Regions from separate parts of the Homo sapiens genome. Here region 2 is linked to region 1. Evidence: read pairs that join two places in POLR2A ChIA-PET (ENCODE). Cell type or tissue: Caco-2. All regions are shown on one strand. Each heading gives the region's core, and the rest is flanking DNA. Links, peaks and the distances in the headings are about the cores only.

The links. ChIA-PET counts read pairs that join two places held together with the same protein. Peaks named below come from ENCODE experiments on the same cell type or tissue, not always from the same donor. Only the 100,000 strongest peaks of a DNase experiment are listed, where the experiment ranks them.
Region 2: POLR2A ChIA-PET joins it to region 1 with 11 read pairs; 2 of 35 experiments call an interaction of 5 or more read pairs at or near these places.

Annotation. Positions count from the first base shown.
Region 1 is chr6:72,180,680-72,186,062 of GRCh38, reverse strand. RIMS1 (regulating synaptic membrane exocytosis 1) reads right to left here. Exons shown (of 34, transcript NM_014989.7): 6 at 2,914-3,779. Among named protein-coding and RNA genes, the nearest start is that of RIMS1, 300 kb to the right of the region's middle. RefSeq lists an enhancer at 2,864-3,003. In Caco-2, for the core only: no CTCF peak of the experiment used is centred there; a DNase peak (open chromatin) is centred at 3,042; H3K4me3 peaks cover 895 bases.
Region 2 is chr6:73,686,326-73,691,708 of GRCh38, reverse strand. It overlaps a transcript of CD109 not described here. Among named protein-coding and RNA genes, the nearest start is that of CD109-AS1, 7.1 kb to the left of the region's middle. In Caco-2, for the core only: no CTCF peak of the experiment used is centred there; no DNase peak of the experiment used is centred there.

The DNA of each region.
Region 1 (5,383 bases), core at 318-5,317:
GTTGTATGTTATATGTATCATATACTCTATTCTCACAATAAAGTAAGCAATAGAAAAGAAAAGTTATTAAGGAAACCATAAAGAAGATAACATATATTTACTAGTCATTAAGTAAAAGTGGATCACCAAAAATGTCTTCATCCTAAAGGTCTTCATCCTCGTCGTCTTCACATTGAGGAGAAGGAAAAAGAGCCTTGCTGTCTCTGGATGTCAGAGGCAAAAGAGGTGGAGGAGATGGGAGAGGAAGCAGAAGAGGCAGGCACACCTGGTGTAACTTTATGGCAATGCATAGTAATTTCTGTCTGACATTTTTGCTTTTTTGTTTCTCTAAAAATTGGTTTCTGTATGGTACCAATCCTTTTTCCACCATTTGCTTTAGTGTCATTGTCTCTATCATAGAAGGATCCATGTGGTAAAAGAAGTCAAAAGGAGTCCTGAACAACAGGAACCCTCTACCAGACTGTCTAATGTCAATCTGTTTTCTGGCACTGCTTCTTTTACCTCTTCTTCCTCAGTGTCTGTCATTGCTTAAGAAGCACTCATCCATCAAGTTATCTTCTGTTAATCCCTCTGGTGTGGTGTCTATTAACTCTGGAATCTATATTTAGAACCCTTTCACCCCACACCTTTTTTTTTCATCATATCCACAATCTCTTTCATGATTTCCTTGATTTGCCAGTGAAGTCATGCACAACATCTGATACAATTTTCTCTAGAAGGAATGAATTGTTTTGGGTCTGATGGCTTTCATGTTTTTTTTCTATAACAACGATGGCATCTTCAATGGTGTAATCCTTCCAGATTTTCATGATATTCTATTTATCGGGGTTCTCTTCCACAGTGTTACAATCTTGTCCATACAGTACTATGTCAAATGAGCCTTTAAGGTCCAGAAGCCAAACTGGAATCTTTGTGTTTGAAGGCAAGTAGACCACTTCAACACCTTTCGTGTTGAACTCATGGGGTTCTGGGTAGCTAGGGGCATTGTTCAATATAAAAAGAACTTTAAAAGACAGTCCCTTACTAGCAATGTTCTTCCTGACTTCAGGGACAAAACATCCATGTATCTAGTCCAGGAAAATAACTCTTGTCTAGGCCTTCTTGTACAACCAAAAGGCTGGCAGTTATTGTTTATTTTTTCCCTTCAACACTCAGGGGGTTAATAGTTTTATACATAGAGGCAGCCCTTACTGCATTTGCACAAAACAGTAGAGCTAGCCTAACCCTTCCTGCCTTAAATACTAGTGCTTGCTTCTCTTCCTTACTACTAAATGTCCTTTTTGGCACTTTTTTTTTTTTCCCAGAATAAAGCACCTTGCATTAAAAACCTGTTCAGGCACATATCCTTTCTCCTCAATAATTTTCTTAATGGCATCTAGAACTCGTCTCTGCTGGTCCACAGAAGCTGCTTCTACTTTTGACATTTTTTAAAAGCCAAACCTCTTCCTTAAATGATCAAGCCATCCTTTTCCGGCATTAAATTCTCTAGCTTTAGGTCCTTGACTATCCTTCTGCTTTGTTATATGACGACTTTGCTTTTTCCTAATATTAGAGTCTATAGATACACATTTTTATAGCAATCCTGCAGCCACATAAAAGCTGCATTTTTAAGGCAAGATAAAAGTTTTTCACAAAAAGTGCACGGGTTTTGCTCCTGCTGACGTAGCTGCAGCAACAGCGTCACAAATTTCTTTTTCAACAATAGTCCTTACACTGGTTGAATTTATCTTGAAATGGTGGGCAACTGCAGCTGCAGACCTCAATCTGCGGTACACATCAAGCAATTCAACTTTTTCTTGTAATGTCATGACGTTGCTTCTTGGGAGCACTTCTAGTGTCACTAATGACACTCTGTATGGGTCTCATGGTATTATTCAAAGTTAATGGTATTGCACTAAACATCACAAAAAATACGTGAGAACCACAAGATACCACGCAATTTACTGGAGAAAGAAACTGCTCAAAGGGAGATGATAAGCATCACAGGGCATTTTAAAGTGGTGCTCGCAACACTAAAATCACTGGAAGAGGCTAAGGAAATTATTACAGTAATACAGTATGCACTACAGTTAATTTCATGCAGCTATGATTTAATACCGCATGTTTACATATTTACATTTCTTCCCACTGCAAATGGCGCCACGTAGTCTATAAGTGTGTGTTTAAGGTTTTATCATTTTTAACTTTTTATAATAGATTCATGTACATTTTATGATAGCAAATGATAAAACAGACTAGTATCTATATATATAGTATGCATTCATGACATACCTAACTTTTTCTTATTTTATTAAAATATTGCCAGGCTACCCGGTTCGTCCACAAGTTTTTAAAATTGCTGCAATTCTCAAAAAAAAAATCCAGTATATTTATTGAAAAAACATCCATATATAAGTGGACCCATGCAGTTCAAATCCGTATTGTCCAAGAATAAACTGTAATCTGTTCACAAATTGTGAGAAAGGTTAATTTGAAGTTTGAAAAAAAAAAAAACTACCTTTGCAACTGTAATATTACGTAACTGATGTGGTTTTTTTTTAATGTCTACTTCCTTTATAAGGCATAATTTTCATTTTCTAGCAAACAAATTGTTTTTCACAGAATAATAAATCCACTCTAAAATAATATCTTAAAAATATTAGACTGCATACCAAATTTACCAGAATGACAGAATGCAAAATCACCAAGAACTTTTGTAGCCTAAGTTTGGAGCTTGTTGTGTTTTAAAATCCCACAAATCAATCAATAAAATTAAATTAATAAAAATAAGACCTTCCACTGGCGGTAACGCTATCTTATCTGTGAGCATTCCCAGCCTCAATGCTGAACCCAGCAACTAGCCTAGCACCTGCACCTCTGCCCACGCCTCTTCACTTGGCTGAAGTCCCCGCACGGCCGGCGCCGCCCCCTTACCTTTCTCGCTGACGCTCTCGCTCTCCAGCTCCACGTCCTCGCAGCTGGTGTACTCGGGCGTCGACACGCCCTCCTCCTCAGAGCTGCTCACCGACATCTGCCGCTTCTTGCCGCCTCTCTTGGACCGGTGCGGCTTGGGCGGGGACGGCCGCACCGACTCGGACTGGTCTGAGCTCAAAGAGTCGTTCCGCAGCATGGTCTCCACCTTCTCGCGCTTGGCCTTCCGCATGAGGACCGCCGAGCTGGGGTCCAGGCGGCTCTGCTTCCTGAGGGGCTCCTGGGCTTTGAGCTCCGGGGCTTCTGCGGGAACCGGCCCATGTCTGGGCGCCGGCGGGCTGTGGTTCGTTAGCTGCTTGGCGCCCGGCGCCCTGGTCTCCGCAGTTCTCTCAGCCGAGTAAGCCCGCGGCGAGTCCGGCGGCGAGGCCCTGGCTGCCGCCGGCGCGCGTTTGCCGGCCTTGCCCTCCGGCAGCGCCGCGCCCGCCTCGGTGCGCGGGAGCGCCACGTCGCTGTGGCGCCGCTCGTGCCTGGCGCGGGACACCCGGGCGTGCATGCGCATCTGCTGCTCCTCAGGCGGCGGTTTCACCGGGTACCGAGCTAGGTTCGGGTCGCTGCGGTACCTGGTCTGATAATCCTCCTCTTTTCTTTGCTTTTCCTCATCCGCCGCTTTGCCCTCATCCCGTTTTTCCGGCGTGTCTGGGTAATCCTGTGATCGCCCTTTCTCAAGCCTTCGGCTTTCCCGCCTTTCTTTGCGCTCCCGTTCTTCGACGGCCCCCTCCACGGGCTGCGCTGAGGTCTTTGGCACGCGTTTCCGCTCGCTCTTCAGGGCTCCTTTGCCATTCTGCTCGGAAAGCCCTGGGGTCTTCTTTCTATGATATACAAAGGAACGTCAAGGAGAGCAATTTATAAAGACTAGACATAAAAAACATGTTTTCTTCTCATTCCAGTCTTAAATCATTTCAGTTACAATAATTAGTTATAGGGATTTGGATCTGAAGGTGGAACTGTAAGGGTGTTGGAATTTTACAAGGTAAGGGATCTAATGGGAACACATATTAATTATTACCAAATATAGTTTTCATAAGAGTGTCATGCTTGTACTACATTTAGCAGCTCATTGAAGCATAGTTGCTCTTGTTAGAAGTTTACATTGAATCAATTTACTTTTCTTGAAATGCTGAAAAATACTTACCTTGCAAGGTTCATGTGAGGATTAGAGACACCATCTGTGAAGATGTTTTATGAAAGGGTAGAGTGTCATGCAAATGGAAGGAGTTCTCCAGTGTCTCTGATTCTTTGCTCTACTAATTATACTTTTTCTCATCTCTACCTTTAATTTTCTGTTTCTAACTCCTTGACAGTACAAAATACGGTCAAGAATTCTTCAGTAATTTAAAACAAATAAACAGTGTCTCTTTCAATCTTGCTTCTCCCTGAAGTTGCCCAGCTCTTTACACTGGCCACCTCTCTTCCTGCTTCTGTACTTCCCAATTCCTCATTGCTTTCCTGTGAATTTATATCATTAGTAAAGTTATTTGTCCCTATCAATCTTCTTCAAATTTTAACTAAAAAGTCAGAACAAAAAGTATCTATTCAGCCCTTGTTCTTGAAATTTTTATAGTTTTTCACTATATGTCAAAAACAGAACTCTTTTCTCTTTAGAAACTTTACAGCTCCAAATTCTCTATCTTATTTAAAGATATCATCTTCCAACCAGTTCCAAACTGCAGCTTCAGTATTTTTGTCTCTTCTTCTCCCACAACAATTTGTCACCAAATGCTATTAATTCTACGTTCCCTGAGATATCTCTGGTGTCCTTTCTATCCTTTCTCCAAATAGCTTAGTAACACTCATTCTCTTGTACTGCCCTCTTATACGCTGTGTAGCTCCCCTACAACTCCTGAGTATCTTACAAAGCTTAATTGAGAAGTCACTTCCTCTTTCCTAGGGCTCTCAAAATACTATACATATTGCCTAGCTTTGATCAAATTAGCATCCTTGTTAATTACCTAGGTGTCTGTCTTCCCTAGAATAGTGTGTGGTCTCTTCCCTAGGATTTGTCAGAAAAGGGACCATGTATGTTCTAATCATCTTTATGCCCTCTGGTTCCTGGCACAGTGTTTATCTGTAGTAAATACACAATGACTACTGGCTTGAATAATAGCTACATTCACTGAAAGCCTACTATGTGCCAGCTTGGGAACACATGTTCTCTTTTAATACCTGCCACAACCCTGCAAGTGAGTTTTTACTGCCTATTGTGGCAGAGCCAGGACTAGAATCCAGACCTATTTAACTTTGAAGTCCTTGATCTTTTACTGTATGGGCTTTGCTTGAAAAGGGGTTCAAAAGCTTTCCTTGGAGCCTCCTTTCTCCAAGTAATGGTTACACATACAAAAACAATAAGCCCAGTCTAGGTGCTAACAAAAGTCCTGGCCCCAAAATCATGAGCCTCATGAAGATAAGGGCTCTG
Region 2 (5,383 bases), core at 325-5,324, 1.5 Mb before region 1:
TGGTGTGCAGCATAACATAACTATGAGTCAGCCAGGGGAGAAAAGCTAAATGTGGGTAAGAATAAAGAAAAACTGATTGAGAAGTGGAACCCATGTCCATCTTACCACCTCCAACTTCCATGTCATGAGTAACCTGCAGGAGAAGCTGGTGTCCTTTGTCCAGAGCTTCATGTACATTTGGCCCACAATTCAGAAAAACTGAAGGAAGAGAGCCTCTGAGAACTAAAGGAGCTACAGGCCTGACTGTGGCCCTGAACCCACAAAGTGAACTGGCACATTAGTAACAGTATGGACAAGTGTTCCCAACTGCCTAGCACTCTAAACCAAGCTTCAGAAAGTAAAAAATACAGGTGTATGGGGTACCCCACCTCCCCTTTATAGTCTGCTCTGTCCATAACACCAGCTGGAGGCTTTCCTGGGGCCACCTGAGTCCAGGCCCCAATCAGATGGACATTGGAAGGGGTGAGACCAGGACTGGCAGGGAGCAGTTAGTTGCCTTTCTAGTCTCCCTCCCTAGCCATGCACTTTTGCCTTTAGAAAAATGATGGGGAAAACCTTGGCTCCTTCTTTGTCCAGAAAGTGTTAATTGCCTGTGGGTTCTGGTGGCCGGGGAGAAGAGCAGGAAAGCAGAGAGCAGGTGGGTGGCTGAAAGGGAAGAGGGGAGGAACACGGCAGAAACATGAAGGTGACCCTATCTATTCCCCTGGAGAAGGGGTGAGAGGTCAGGTAGAGTAGCTGCTCAGTACACAAAATGTAGAAAGATGATGAGAAAAAAAAATCTGCTACAGTCTTACCACTACCCAGAGACAAGCATTATTTCATTTTGTTGTGTTTCCTTCCTCTCTTTCTTTCTCCACATAATTTGCTGGTATCTTTTTTAAAGAGTAATTATGTTATAAATATAATACAACTTTGTGCTTTGTGTCCTACTTTTCCCATTTAATTATTCCATCATAAGCATTTCCTCATGTTTTACAAACCTTTTTTAAATAAAATGTTCATCAGCTGCAGCCGGGCACGGTGGCTCACGCCTGTAATCCCAGCACTTGGGAGGCCGAGGCGGGCAGATCACCTGAGGTCAGGAGTTTGAGACCAGCCTGACCAACATGGAGAAACCCCGTATCTACTAAAAATACAAAATTAGCAAGGCGTGGTGGCACATGCCTGTAATCCCAGCTACTCAGGAGGCTGAGGCAGGAGAATCTCTTGAACCTGGGAGGCGGAGGTTGCGGTGAGCCGAGATCACACCACTGCACTCCAGCCTGGACAACAAGAGCGAAACTCCGTCTCAAAAAAACAAACAAAAAAAATGTTTATCACCTGCATAATAAAACAAACAAAAGGAATAAAAACATTTTCAGAAATGGAATGGCTCAGAAACTTCGCCTTTCACAAATTCATTTTAGGAAGTTACTTTAGGAAGACATATTTAGCAACGAAGTGAAATAAGCCAAGAAAAAGGGAAATGTATATATAACCCCAGAAAAAAATGAAGAGAGAACTTCTAATAGGAAAAATTCCAGGAGTAAGCTCTTAAGGGAAATAAAAGGGATCTTAATCGAATAGATGTACATAATGAAATACAAGAAAACTGAGACTATGATAAAGTAAAATAGTGCAGTAAAAAGGAAGGGAATTTAGAAATTCAAGGGAAAAGCAAACACTGAATAAAAAAGAATATATCATGATTCATTAGTTGGCTTTGCAGTGAAAAATAATTAGTTGTGTTGATGTAAGTATGGTTTACTGATTTATAACAGAATAAAAGAATTGACAAAGAAGATTTAATTACACTGTTTCACCATTTCTAAAATATATGTTTTTCACATTTGTAACATTTCTGATCTTATAATCAATGGTATCATAATAATAATTGACAATAAATTTTCTTTCTTGGTATTAAAGTAAGTGGTGTATCTTAGATTTGATGAAATATGTGAAATACACAATGTTTACAAAACAATGTAAATGGTGTTAATACTTGAAAAGAGCACAGATGACAAAAACTTACAAAGTCAAAGAGGGATGAAGAATTAAAGCATTGACTGAGACACTAAGAGCCTTATAAAGTAAAAAAAAAAAATGTGTCTACAGTTTTCTTGGATCAAGAAATATGTCATAAGCATATTAAGACTATAAAGTAGTGTAAGGATATAAGAAAAACTGAACCAAAGTGGTTTTCCCACTTTTATACACTCAATATAACACACTGGCCACCAAAATGCATAGAAGAGCTTCTCCCATGCTGACCAAGCAATCAATTCTCTGGCAGATTCTACAGCAGACTCAGCTGAGCATCCTCTAAGTCAATTCAATCCCAACACAAACTACCTGGAAATAGCAGCAGATCCCCTAGGTTGAGGGTTCCTTCCCATAAGACTGCCCCCAACCTTAGATGCCAATCACAAACTCAGGTTGTGACCTGTGCTTCTGATCCAACAGCTATAAATTGGGGTTCCCACAATCCCATCCTTGGGTTTGGTTAATTTGCTAGAGCAGCTCACAGAACTCAGGGAAACTATGTTTCCCAGTTTATTAATAAAGGGTATAATAAATGACCTCTGCCAATTCTAGTTTGGAAGTTGAAAGATGTCGCCCAATGGAATAATTTATAAACTAATTAATTAATTAACAGAAGCAGCTGGGCTTGGTGGCTCATGCCTGTAATCCCAGCACTTTGGGAGGCCAAGGCAGGAGTACTGCTTGAGCTCAGGAGTTCGAGACCAGCCTGGGCAACATAGCAAAACCTTGTCTCTACTAAAAATCAAAAAAATTAGCCAGATGTGGTGGTGCGTGGCTGTAGTCCCAGCTACTTAGGAAGCTGAGGTAGGAAGATCACTTGAGTCTGGGAGATTGAGGCTGCAGTGAGCTTGATTACACCGCTGCACTCCAGCCTGAGTGACAGAAGGAGACCCTGTCTCAAAAAAAAAAAAAAAAAAAAAAAAAACAAAGAAAAACTCTCAGAACCCTATAATCCAGGAATTTTTATGGAAGCTTCATCAAGTAGAAATAATTATTAATGCCATTTCCAGCCCTTCTCCCCTCTCCAGAGGATGAGGGTGCACTAGAAGTTCCAGGCTTCTAATCATAGCTTGGTCTTTCTGGTGACCAGCCTCTATCCAGCAGCCTACCAAGAGTTACCTCATTAGTACAAAAGACTCTCTCATCGCACAGAAAATTCCAAGGGATTTAGGAGCTCTGTGTCAGATGCTAACACTTAGGAAATTACAAATGTCTTTGGAGCTCTGTGTCAGGAACCAGAGCAGAGACCAAATATTAGAACAAAAGATTCTCCTAGCACCCCTATCTAACAGAGTATTAAGAACTCTGTTTCAAGAACCAGAGCAGAAACCAAACATTAGAATGAAAGATTCTCCTAGCACTCCTATTGCTCAGGAAACTACAAGAGTTTTAAGAACTCTGTGCCAGGGACTGGGGGGCAGAGACCAATATGTGTATTTTTTATTGCACAACAGCCAATTAGAAATTAAAATACTAATATATTATCATAAATAGTAAAAGCAAAGGTATGTTTTCCAAAAAAAATCTACCAGACAAAAAGAAATCACAATTAATTTGAGTTCTTACAAAGTTTCTAGTGTTCTTCTAGTGCATGATTTTAATTACTATATTTTGAACAGCAAAGTACTATCTGGGGAAGATACATTAATCTGAGATGACATCTGCCAATGCCAGTTGGGAGTTTCTCACCTAATGGGACAATTTGTAAACTTATTAATCTATTAATAAGCAAAGAAACAACCTCAAAATCACACCAACAATAAACTTTTGCTTCAGATCCCAAGTTTGCAGGCCAGCTGAGGCAGTTCCCACTTTGTGTTTCTCCTTTTCCTTGGAACAGTAGTCTGGGAAAAGCACGTCCTTCTTGCGGTCATGGTAGAAGCACAAGAGAACAAGCCCCACTGCTCAAGCACATTTTAGGTCCCTGTTTACTTGACATCTGTGAAGATCCTGTTGCCCAGAGCAAGTTTCATGGTCAAGGACCAAGTCAAGGATGGGTAGAATACTCCACCTTTTGGTTAGAGGAACTGCAAACTTAATTATGTGGGAAAGGATATGGATGGGAGAAAATTGGGACAAATAATTCAATCTACCACAGACAGTTAGCAAAATTTGCCAAAAGCTGTGTTCTGTTCATCAAGACAATGTTTCCATGAAGGACAATTAGCCTATCAAGGAAGGAAGGAAAGAAGGGGAGGAGAGGGAAGGAGAGGGGAGGGGAGGGTAGGGAAGGGGAGGGGGAAAGGAAGAAGGGAAGAGAGAGAGCATGCATGTGAAAGAAGGAAGGAAGGAGAGAGAGGAGAAAGAGAAAGAAAGAGGAAGGAAAGAAAGACTGAAGGGAGGAAGGAGTATCCAATGTCTAAAATCATGCATGGTTTTTTTTAGTTATTCACTTTTGGAGGATGCTGCAATATGAACTCATTAAAGGTAAAGAATTAACCTTTATCCTGCCTTTCCTACGTGAACTGATCACTGGGTAACCAAATAGTAGATATGAGGGATTTCTCTCTATAGTTTTCCAACTAATAAATGTAAAATTAATGTTAGAATAGCACCATATCACTACTCTTTGTGAATTAATAGATCTAGACCAATGCTGTCCAATAGAACTTTCTGTGATGATGGAAATGTTCTGTATCTTATACAGTAGCTATAACCAACATGAATTTATTTAGCATTTGAAATGTGACTGATAGGCCAGGTGCAGTGGCTCACATCTATAATCCCAACACTTTGGGAGACCCAGGCGGGTGGATCACTTGAGGTCAGGAGTTCAACACCAGCCTGGCCAACATGGTGAAACCACATCTCTACTAAAAATACAAAAATTAGCTGGGCATGGCAGCAGGCACCTGTAATCCCAGCTACTCAGGAGGCTGAGGCAGAAGAATCACTTGAACCCGGGAGGCGGAGTTTGCAGTGAGCTGAGATTGTGCCACTACATTCCAGCCTGGGCAACACAGAAAGACTCTGTCTCAAAAAAAGAAAGAAAGAGAGAGGACTGATATAACTGAGAAATTGAATTTTTAATTTAATTTAATTTAATTTATATTTTTAAGTAGCCACATGTGGCTAATAGCTACCACATTGGATTGTATAGACTCAGCAGTGATCATAAATGGCTGCTAATATCACAAAGGGAGATATTCAGATACTATATGCCGCCCAGTAGAACAAAGCACCACCTAAGAAGTGGTCTTGCCAAAAATTCTAAACTGAATCTGATTAAATTTCTAGATTTAAATGCCAATTTGCAAGGAAATGTGAAGGAACGTATTAAACATCACACAGATGTATTAGCAAAATTCAGACTGTGCAAAACACTATCAAACAAATAATCCAATTCCTTCAACAAATAAAT